2 separate regions of the Mus musculus genome follow, and region 1 is linked to region 2. A link is a loop called in an ENCODE intact Hi-C map of the cell type or tissue named here. Cell type or tissue: heart. All regions are shown on one strand. Each heading gives the region's core, and the rest is flanking DNA. Links, peaks and the distances in the headings are about the cores only.

Region 1 (5,377 bases), core at 294-5,293, 71 kb after region 2:
ACTGTACCTTGATCTAACTGTTCTGGTCACTTGCTATCATCATGTAGCAGCTACAGAAATTAACACTTTCTGTAAACACCTTTCTCTATGACATCTTTTAGGTAAAGAATCTCATGCCTAAATATATACTTTCATTTTCTCATCATGAGAGCAGCAACCCCAGAATATCAGCAGCTTTGAAAATTCAGACATTTTTAAATGGGTACATTACTAAAATGTTTGAATGTACTATGCTGAGAAATAAAAAACAAAAAAACAAAAAACTGTAATCCTACCCAGATCTGTGTTAGCAGTGTCCAATGACCTGGATTTGAATTATGTTCCCAGGATTACAGAGTAAGCATCAGTCTTTTGCAAGGTTGAATACTGTGATTATTTCAAACGGAATGGCCCCAAAGACTCCTCATGTGTTTGAAAGCTTGGCCCATAGGAGTGGCACTATTAGGAGGTATGACCTTGCTGGAATAGGTTTGGCTTTATCAGAGAAGTATGTCACTGTGGGGGCAGGCTTTGAGGTCTTAGATGCTCAAGCAAGGTCTAGTGGCTCCGTCTTTTTACTTGGTATGTGCAAATCAAGATGTAGAACTCTCAGCTCCTTCTCCGGCACCATGGCTGCGCCATACTTCTCACCATGATGATAATAGACTAAACCTCTGGAATTATAAGCCAGCCCCAGTCAAATGTTTTCCTTTATAAGAGTTGGGAGGTGAGGGATCATAGTGTCTCTTCACAGAAATAGAAACCATAAACAAAGCCCATTTCTCTGTAGTCTTCACAAACCACCTCTTTTTATATCAAGTGCTTTGCCTACCCTTCTAGAATTCAGCTCTGGCTAACAAACCATTCTGTAAACTCTTTCAGAGTTAGGGCTGTGACTCACACTTTTTTTTTTTTTTTTTTTTTTTTAATTTTTTCTACACCTTCAGATAAGCCCTGGCCTCTCCCCTCTTGGATCACATAGAAACAAACAACAAGTATTGTTAAGTGTTTGATTCCACCTTTTACAGGACACCTATAAACATTTACTCTGAAATATAAGGCCAAGATTTTAAAGCTAGAAAGGGGTGCAGTTAAAGAAACTTTCAAAGGTTAAAGTCACTACTTGAGATGCATGATCAGAAGAGAAAAGGTATTCCGAAATTTAAAGACTATGCATATAGAGCACATGTAATGGCTGCTATCTGCCCACTACATGTATCCACTAAATGTATCCTCAGCTCATGTTCTGGCACGTATGGCAGTTGTATGTATGATTTCCTTTTCGAATTGCTGTGGCAGCAGCAACTTAAGGAAGGAATGGTTTCTTCTGAGTCACCGTAGAACAAGGAATTCAGTCAGCCACAGCAGGGAAGGCATGACAGCTGCAACATGAGGCGGCTAGTCACACTGATCTACACTCAAGATTCAGAGAGCAGACAGGAAGTGCGGCCAGAGAGCAGACAGGAAGTGCGGCCAGAGAGCAGACAGGAAGTGCGGCCAGGCTATCTACCCTCACGTCTCACCCCTGTGACTACCTACTCCAACAAGACTCTGCCTCCTCAAGATTCCATGCCCTTTCCAAACAGCACCACCAAACAGCTGGAAAACAAGTGCCAACCCAGGAGCCAAGAAGGGGCACAGCTCTTTAAATCACAGTAGCGGCAATGGCCATGGACTCCAAGAGGATGCTCACAACAGTCTGTACATGCTCACTGATGCCCACAACAAACCTGCGAAGAAGACAAGCAGACACTTTTAACTTTGTTTGTTTGTTTGTCTGTTTGTTTGTTTGTTTGTTTTGTTTGTTTGTTTTTGAAAAATAGGTATTTAGGATTCAAAAAGATCAATCCTTCTGAGGTCATAAAGGTAGTAGACAGTTGAAGTAGAAGCAAGCCAAGATCTTTGCTCTGTCCTGACCCTCTATTCTTTAGACTACAGTGACTCCAAGCTGATTTTGGAATCCTAGACATAAGTCACTGCGCTGCTCACCAGCTTGAACGACCAGCTTGCCACCCTGGGAATTTCCTCCGGGTAAACACGTGCTTGGAGACACTAGAGAGTAAACACACAATCCCTGCCCTCATGAGGCCCACAGACTTGTCATGCAATGCACAAGACAAATCCTGTCTGCCATGAGCACTACATCAGAATTAAAGTAATTAATAGGGACATTAAGCACCCTTCATTGAGCATGTACTATGCATCAGGTTCTGTCCTGAACACTTTGCTAGGCAGTGAGTAGCATGAAACACCACCTGCTTAGCTCACAGCCAGAGTTTAAGGACTGGCAGTCATTTTGACGATAGTTTTAAAAATAAAACCAGGGGTTCTTACCTACAGAACAAGGAAAGAACATTTTACATTGAAACAACGTGGAATAATATTTTGGAGAAGCAACTAATCCCCTGAGAAGTGAGACTAGTGGGGGAGGGGTTGATGAAGCAAGTAATCACTACAATGGGGACATCCCTACCATCTCGGGAAGCACTTGAGAAGACCTGGGTATGAGCAGCACTAGGGGAAGGAGAGGAGACATTATTTTAGGACAGGCAGAGACTGGCTACAAAGGGATGGCCTACAGCTGGAAAGCCCAGAGAGGCTAAGCTCTCCCCAGGCTTGACCTGGCTCCAAGGGGAGGCACAGATGGCCAAGGCTATTTGTTTGTACATTACATTTTTCCTGAACAGATTCCAAATCCTAGTTTCCAAAGAAAGGAGAAAACAGACTTATTGGGCCAAAGGCTTTCCCTGAGAAATGTCCTTGTGGCTATGTGCCAGCATAGGATTCCCCCCACAGCCCAGAGCAGCAGACGGCAGGCTGGAGCCTTCCCCAAACCTTTCAATAAGGCAGGGATTAGAAGTTATTCCCTGGGAGATTTTCAAGAGTCATGTGCCCAGCAGCTCTGCCCTAGTATTTAGGCCCACCCAACTTTGGCATGTATCCTGGTGACGTTTCAGTCCCTCCCAGGCCCGCCCTCCCCTTTCCTGTTTGGCATGGCCCAATGCTTCCTGCCAGGCCATACCTCCTCTGAGTGTTCCCTGAGAGTGGTGTTCCCAACCTCTGACCCCCAAAGCTCAGTAGGTTGTAACTATGACTTCAGTGCTGGACAGAGCCATGGACATGATTTTGCTAGTAGCCATTCTACCGCCCTGTTATGGTGTTGCCCACTACACAGGCTCATGCCCCAGCACTCCCTGCACACCCCCTGTCTATCATAAACCAAGGACAAGCAGGGAGGAACAGCCCTGGGTGTTAATGGTAAAAGGAGCTAGGGGCATCTTTTGCTGCAAACTTTGAAAAATACAATTCAGTGGGTCAGTCTGTTTTTAAATCACACTCAGGGAACTCTGCAGTGCCGCAGAAAGTGGGGTTGGGGGAAAAAGACATTTTTTTTCCTGACATTTTGTTAGGAAAGAACAAGGGTATCTAAGTCGGATGCTTCTGCTCAATTCCTTGATCTTCTTATTATGACACCCCCCCCCTCGTGCAACGCTGAAAGGCTAACCTCTCAGACTATCACACACTCAGGTGTCTGTGGTAAGGCCTCAGCAGGAGAGCACACATTTGGCCTGAGGTGACATGCGAGTTCAACGCTGTCCATTACCTCTCAGGCCGCCCCTTCCTTCCCTGAAATCTGAAGGCAGCCGTGCTGGAGCTCTGGTCTGTTTTACTTCACAGGCTGTTTGTCACATGTGAAGCTGAGTCACCCTGAGTTCCTGCAGCCTCGAGGCCGTGCTCTCCTGAAAAGGATGTGTAGCTGCGCCAGTCCCAGGTTCTGGGTGGACATGCCGTTCTGGGAACCCTGCAAAAGCTGACTGGAGATGTGAGATTGCTCACACAGGCCTGGGCTTCTGTGGCCCTGAGTGCTTTCTTGTGCTAGGGCATTTCTAGTGAGAATGCAGACATATGAGCCTACAGGCCATGGGGAGGAGTGGAAGTACTGCTGAGAAACAGCATGTGTGGCACTCAGCACCCCGGTAGGCACCCAGGGGGACCCCAGTGGTGGTCTAGGGGAGGAGAAATGGACTAATGACCATGAGACAAGGAAGAAGAGAGAACTGTCATAGCCTTCTCTTAGCACTCTGTAAGACAGCTCTCCGCCCTGCTCCTGTTTGGAGAGGCAGGCTTACCTCCACTTCCAGATGAGAAGTGGATGCCTTAGTGAAGTGGTTAGCTGGGGTCACACTAGGTAGCTGTGGTCCCATGTGGCTTTGTCGCCTGCACTCATGTGGCTCACATAACAAACTGGTGCAAGTGTACAGTGTCCCAGTAGCTGGAACACAACCCAAGGAGGAAGGTTGGACAGGTGTGAGCCTCTGCTTCACAGACAAAGAAGCAGAATTCAGAGAGGATGAGGGGGACACAAGAAACGGGGCTAGAACTCGGGCTTCAAGAGGAACACCAGCATCCTCTCTAGTATAGGATAATGGGTAAGAATTCACTTATTCTTTTAGCATACATACTTAAGCAGGGCTGACAAACCCCTAGACGTGGCCTGCCACTAAAAGTCAACCCCTCCAGGAATCCTGATTTCTGACTACTGCCACCACCAAATCTTCACATCTTAGTGTTCTCACTTCACATCCCAGTTCTCACTTCTGTAGTGCTTCATGACAAAATCTCAGCACTTAGGAGATAGTGGTAGAAGTGGCTCAAATTTGAGGCCATCCTGAGCTACATAATGTGATATCCAGGAGGCCAGCCTGGGCTACATAGTGAGATACACAGGAAGAAGGAAGGAAGGGAGAGGGTGTACAACCTTCCTAGACTCTGGTCCACTTTGCCAATAAAAAAGTTAGCTCTACCTCTATCATAGCTCCTTTTGGTTGTTGTTTGAGACAGAGTCTCACCATGTAGCCCAATCTGACCTTGAATGTCTACCCTCATTGCTTAGCTTCTAGTGTGCTCAGATTCTAACTTATCACATCTTTAAAAAAAAAAAACAACAACAACAACAAAAAACAACCAAACAACCAACAATACAAAACAACAACAAACCCCTTGGGCTATACCCTTTTCCCCACACTAACTTGGAGTCCTCAACCAGTTCTTTAAAAGGTATAAGATTGCTCCTCTGTATATGGAGCTGGAGCATTCCACACCCGGGACCCGGTATGCACAAGGATGAAGCAAGCAAAACGGAACGATTTATAAACCAGAAATAGCAACTGTGCATTGTCTGGTCATAACTGGTGAGAATCCTGAACAAACAAACAAACAAACAAACAAACAAACAAACAAACTTGTTCTCATGGCCATTGCTTTAGGGATGCAGGGAGGGAGGGAGGGAGGAAAGAGGAGGGAGGGGGAGGGAGAAGGGAAGGAGGAAGGGATGGAAGGAAGAAGGGAAGGAGGGAAGGAAGGAGGAGGGAGGGAGGAGGGAGAGATGGAAGACCCA
Region 2 (5,377 bases), core at 324-5,323:
ATTGTGTAACCTGGAGGGTGTACAGACCCAGAGTCTAGGATTCATTCAACCATTCATTTCTTATCTGACCCTGGCAAAGCCACTACCCTTCTCTGGGTTGTAGTTCATGGGAGCTACCATTCTTTGAATACACATGAGCTGACACACTACATTTTCTATAGACTTCATAGACTATGATGGTCAATGCTATTCTAAGTAGAGGAAGGTAAACTAATCTATCCAAGGTGCTGTTAGGGTCAAAGATTGAGCTCTAAAAGCCCTAACAAGCAAGGCTTAGTCACCAGTCCTCTGTAGGACCAGTAAAGAGACAAGACACAGAAAAAGCCAAAAGCAGAGAGATGTATTTAATGTGGCCACATTGGAAAGAGGCCCAGTTACAGTACCTTGGGCCAACCCTACTAATCCACCTCCTCCGACATGAGGCCTAGGGACGAGAGAGCAAGGGGCATGCAGAACTAAGGAGGTCACCCATTACCGACCCATCCTTGTTTCTGCCCCTCTCTTTTTGAATGTGGTCAGAAAAGTCAGGACTGTATGGTGGCTCTTCTGAGAAGACAAGCTCCTCCTCCATTGGCACAGAGCCTCAGTCTTCCCCTTACAACGTGAGGTCCATAGGCAAACTCTTGTTCTTGGGTGCACTGTCTCAATGGTCCAACGGACCAAGAAGGGAGGGACTCTGCTCCCTGTAGAGTATCTCCTGTCAGAACAGTTACAAGGTCATCTATAAAACTGCCAGGATAGGGGCGAAGCATAACAGAAAGTGTGTCTGTTGTGAACATGAGGCAGGGTTCTCAAGAAGTGAACTTAGTATTTCCTGGTTACTGTATGAGAAAAGAAGCCTCTGTGACCCACTTATTACAGGGCAATAGGGCACGCGTCACTGGCAAAGACACACACCTTCACGTGTTACATACCCTTATGTAGACCCACAATACACTTCTACATCTAAAAAGCTCTGGGTAGTCTTACCTTAAAGGAATATAACTTTATTTCCAAAAAAAGAATTAAATTTATCATCAAACATTTTTTTTCTTGGTAACATTTTAAAAATATATCCCAAGAAACAGGTATTCCTCAAAACACCAGACTCTTGAACTGAGGGCCTAAAGAGTTTATTCATCCAGCTATGAGAATCCCACTCATAAAACCTGTTTCTTGTACCTCTAGTGATGAGAGGCTTATCACCTGCTGACAGAGCCTGCCCTAATGCTGAACTAGTGTGCAGTACTTGGAACCCCGCCACCCAAAAGAGAGACGTTGCAAGCCACATGTGTGCTTCAAGATTTTCTTAGGAGACACAGGAAAAAAAGAAATGCTAATTAACCCAATGGATCTGAAACCATCCTTTCAACCCTGTAGCCCATTAAAAATATTAGTAAGGCATTTCACTGGCTTCTTTAAAAATAGCCTTTGAAATCTGGTGGTCAGAAGTTTAATGTGGCTAGTGTTTACTGCACCAGACTGCACAGGACTGAAGATCTGTCTGCAGGTAAAACTGAGCACCTCCTGCCTACATCTCCCTTCCATGATCCTTGGGTACAAAGGCATGGTCTACAACTACCACCAACGTGAAGATGGGTCTTCCTGTTCAATGGGTCCAACATGCTGCCAAGTGTCTCCTCCTTTCCCCGACTACAGAACTCAGTCCTGGGATAGTTCTCACTGTCTCCCTAAGAAAGAGCATTTCACATATAAATATACTCTGTAGACCAGGGACCTCTCTTGCCCATTGTGGCGCAGCACAAATGGTGGTCTTCATCACCCTTTTCTCTTACACTGAACCGACAGCATCGAATTGGTTAACAGTGTTTTTAGGGCATCTCCTTTTTGCTCCCTGGGACCAGTTTCCCCATCTGTCAAATAACAGGTTTGAATCTTCCAAGGCTCGGCCCTTTAGCCTGCTCCCGTGCACACCGCCAGTCTGCCTCCCTGCTAGTTTCCCCCATTAAAACGAAATCTCCGGTTATTATCTCTACTCGAAGCATAATAAGCACATTTTGCGTGCTTAGCACGTGCCGGGCCCCGTGTAAAGAGCTGTGAAAAGGGCACTTCATTTGGCCTTCTCCGTAGCCAAGTAAAGTAAGCACTGTGATTATCCTCTTCTATAATTGTGGAAACTGAGGCATCGGGTGGTTGACTCATAGGTCAGAGGCCTAATGAGGGCACGAGCTGAGCTGAGGACTACTGCCCAGGGGTCCTTTCCAGGCCCCCTTTGCTCCAGCTGTGAATCACGTTCCATCCTTGAACCCGAGGTAAACTCGGGTCTCCCGTGACAGTTCAGGAAAACCAGGTTTCCCTCCATATCCTTGTTTGTAAAACCGGAGATTATCCTCCTTCTGTTTTCCAGAGGAAGGAAGCACCGCTGGGCCTGCCTTGCTGAGGAAATCCTACCCTTTGCAAAGGGACTTTCTTCCCATCCCCTTGACCTTTCAGGAAAGGGGGGAGGCCCCGGGAAGGCTCTGGAAGAGGACCGCAGAGCTGAGTTCGCCCTGTCTAGGGCAGGAGTATTTTTAGAGTTGGCTCTACACTGTTTACAAGGAAGCTGGTCCCCTGAGCCTGCCTGCTCCCTCCAGGGAACACTGGCTGCCAGCCCCACCCACCCGCTTTACTTTGCCCCTGGCCCTCCCTTCCTCCCTCCCAGCTCTTATCCTAAGTCTCCATCAGCTCCTGGGCTCTATTTGCAATCGGGTATGCTACAGGACTGCCCCAGGCAAAGAAACCTGAAATTTTTCCTGCAGAGGATCAACTGTGTTGGGGCACTGGGAAACAAGCTGCTTACAGCTACAATGGCCTGGGGGGCCTTCTGGGAGCCCTTTCCAGCAGCCAAGCCAAGGGCCTGCTGAGCTGTCTGCTGTCTGCTGTCTGCTGTTCCAAGAAAGGGAGACAGACCCTCAGAACTTGCCAATGTGAGGGGGCAAAGGACTGCAGGCCCTAGTCGGCAGGCCCAGCGGCTGGCTCTGCCTACAACTCTTACCTGGTGTGATACTGCTCTCCTGTAGATCTTCTCCAGGCTGGTGACTGTAAAGTATTAATAGGACAGTCTCTAGCATGTGCCAGGCATGCAACACCCAGGATCGCGGCAATCATTTCTCTAATTCTGATGCTTCTCCCAGTGTCTACCTGAAGGAGACTTTTAGCAAAGGATACTTTCTTTATTCTTTTAGCTCAGAGATCATTCACTTCTAAGTCGGTGGATAAACTCTGAATCCCCAAGCCAGGCATGCCCAGGAGCTTGCTAGCCAGCCAACCCAACTGAAATGTTAAGCTTTAGATTCAGTGGGAGACCCAGTCTCTCAAACTTCAAAAGGAATGTGATAGAGGAAGGCAAGACACCTGATGCACTTCTCTGGCCTATGTGTGCACATGTGTGCACACATTAAAATAATAATAATAATAATAATAATAATAATAATAATAATAATAATAATAATAATAAATTGTCCTTTGGCCATGTACATTCATAAAACATTAGTCAGGCCATTTATTCCTTCCCCTCCAGCTCTGACCCATCCTCCTGCCGTCCTGAAGTCTTGCAGAAGATATTCAAATGTGCTTGTCTGGGTCAGTCTCTAACTTCTAGAGCAGGCCCTTTATGTGTCTGGCTTCTGAGAGCATCACCCAGACCAGTCCTCATAGACTTGGCCCAAGTGAACCAGACTTCCCAGAGTCTAGCCCTAAGCTGGCAGTGCTGAGTGGGAAGCTAAACCTAGGTGACCTAGGCAGACTGGTGCCACCTGATCCCTCTTCAGATGTGTGTATACAAATGGCAAGGTCTCAGAGATCCTCTGGGGAAGTGGCCTTTCTCCTCCTGGTTGCAGACTGGACTTCTTCAGCAGCTGAGAGCTTCTAGGTGTTTAGTTGGGACAGTTTCTTTCCCACAGGCATTTCCTCTTCCTCCTCCTCTTCCTGGCCACCTACTCTTCCTCCTCCTGTTTCCCACTTCCTCCAACTCCTTGTTTCTTCCTCTCCTCCACTTCCTCCTTTACCTTGTCTTCCCCACAGCTGTGCCGCTAGCCAGATCAGCCCCCACGTTTATCCTAAGGGAGGATTCAGTACAGAAGACAGGGGTAGAGCTCTTCCCGTGAGGTCACACCTCAGTTCCTCTCCTTTCCATGGATATATGCTGGACTCCAGGCCCTGGGCCAGCAACTCAGAGACCTGGCTACTTCTTAGCCCTGGGAAGTCAAGTATGAGAAAATATTTCACTTTTGTCTACCTTTATGGTCTCAAAGAGTTGCATCCACACTGTCCCATGTTGAAGCTGCTTTGAGAGTATGAGTTGAGTTAAAGGGATGTCACACCCCCCTGGTCCCCTGCCTACCAGTAAGAAGCAGCAATATGCTTGCCTGTAAGGAAGAGCGTTGAGAGGAGGCTGTAGGCACTGTATGTCACAAACCACAGCAGCAGTGCCTACAAGCCATTGCCCTGTCCTGTTTTGCACCTGGAGATGACTCAAGTGGGGGATGGGCTGGAGAAGGACAAAGGAGCAGCAGCCAGATCTCAGGAGAGAACAGTGACAGTGCTTCTGGGCCTGCTTTAACCCCTCAGGTTTGATTTTCTTCATCTGTAACTCATGTGTACATCCGACACGCACTCACACACTCGCCATGAGCCGAAACCTTCGTAACTAAGACAATGTAGAAGGGAACCTCTTTGGATGCATGAGATAGTCTTCACTATGTCTGCAGCGGCTGTTCCCATTCTGTGAGGGGAAGTCCTCACCCGGAAAACCTTGTTCACACTGGCCCAGGGCCCAGGGCGTGAGTGCCATAGATGCTGGCTCTCTCCCTCTCCATTTCCCTTGTTGATTTTCCAATATGACTGTTATTGGCTCACAGAAAGACATGCTGTTCAGTATGGCTTGTCAGATATTGGGGCTTATGCACCACCTTAGTTTTTAAGGTTTTTGAGCAGGCTCTGAGGGCAAAGTCCAAGATCTAAGATGCTTAACAACAAGAGCTCAAAGGTAGATACATATGTATCTTATGTATCTCCTCCCTTATACCCCAATGCCACTTTGGAGAAGCAGTGGTCCTCAACCTTCCTAATGCTGTGAACCTTTCATATAGTTCCTCATGTTGTGATATCCAACCATAAGATTATTTTTGATGCTATTTCATAACTATATTTTTGCTAGTGTTAAGAATCACAACATAAATATCTGTGTTTTCCAATGGTCTTAGGAGACTCCCGTGTAAAAGTTGTTAGACCCCCAAAGGGTCCACGACCTATGGGTTGAGAATCACTGGCCAAGATTGCTGCCTAATTGGCCTCCTAGCCTCAAGCTTCATCCTGCTAAACCATCACCACACAACTGTCCATAGGACCTGTGCCATAGACAGTTCTAATCATGACATGTCTCTCTTCTGCACTCCCC

The links. Peaks named below come from ENCODE experiments on the same cell type or tissue, not always from the same donor. Only the 100,000 strongest peaks of a DNase experiment are listed, where the experiment ranks them.
Region 1: a loop joins it to region 2, with 3 times the contacts of the local background. A loop is called at or near these places in 8 of 42 quality-filtered maps.

What each region holds. Positions count from the first base shown.
Region 1 is chr4:95,080,161-95,085,537 of GRCm38, reverse strand. The region is part of intron 1 of Junos (a long non-coding RNA gene); the gene reads right to left. Among named protein-coding and RNA genes, the nearest start is that of Junos, 31 kb to the right of the region's middle. In heart, for the core only: no CTCF peak of the experiment used is centred there; DNase peaks (open chromatin) are centred at 2,837 and 3,717; H3K27ac peaks cover 1,839 bases.
Region 2 is chr4:95,151,233-95,156,609 of GRCm38, reverse strand. Junos (a long non-coding RNA gene) reads right to left here. Exons shown (of 5, transcript XR_867920.3): 3 at 2,975-3,018. Among named protein-coding and RNA genes, the nearest start is that of Gm12708, 39 kb to the left of the region's middle. In heart, for the core only: no CTCF peak of the experiment used is centred there; DNase peaks (open chromatin) are centred at 2,029, 2,499, 3,679 and 4,739; H3K4me3 peaks cover 632 bases; H3K27ac peaks cover 3,877 bases.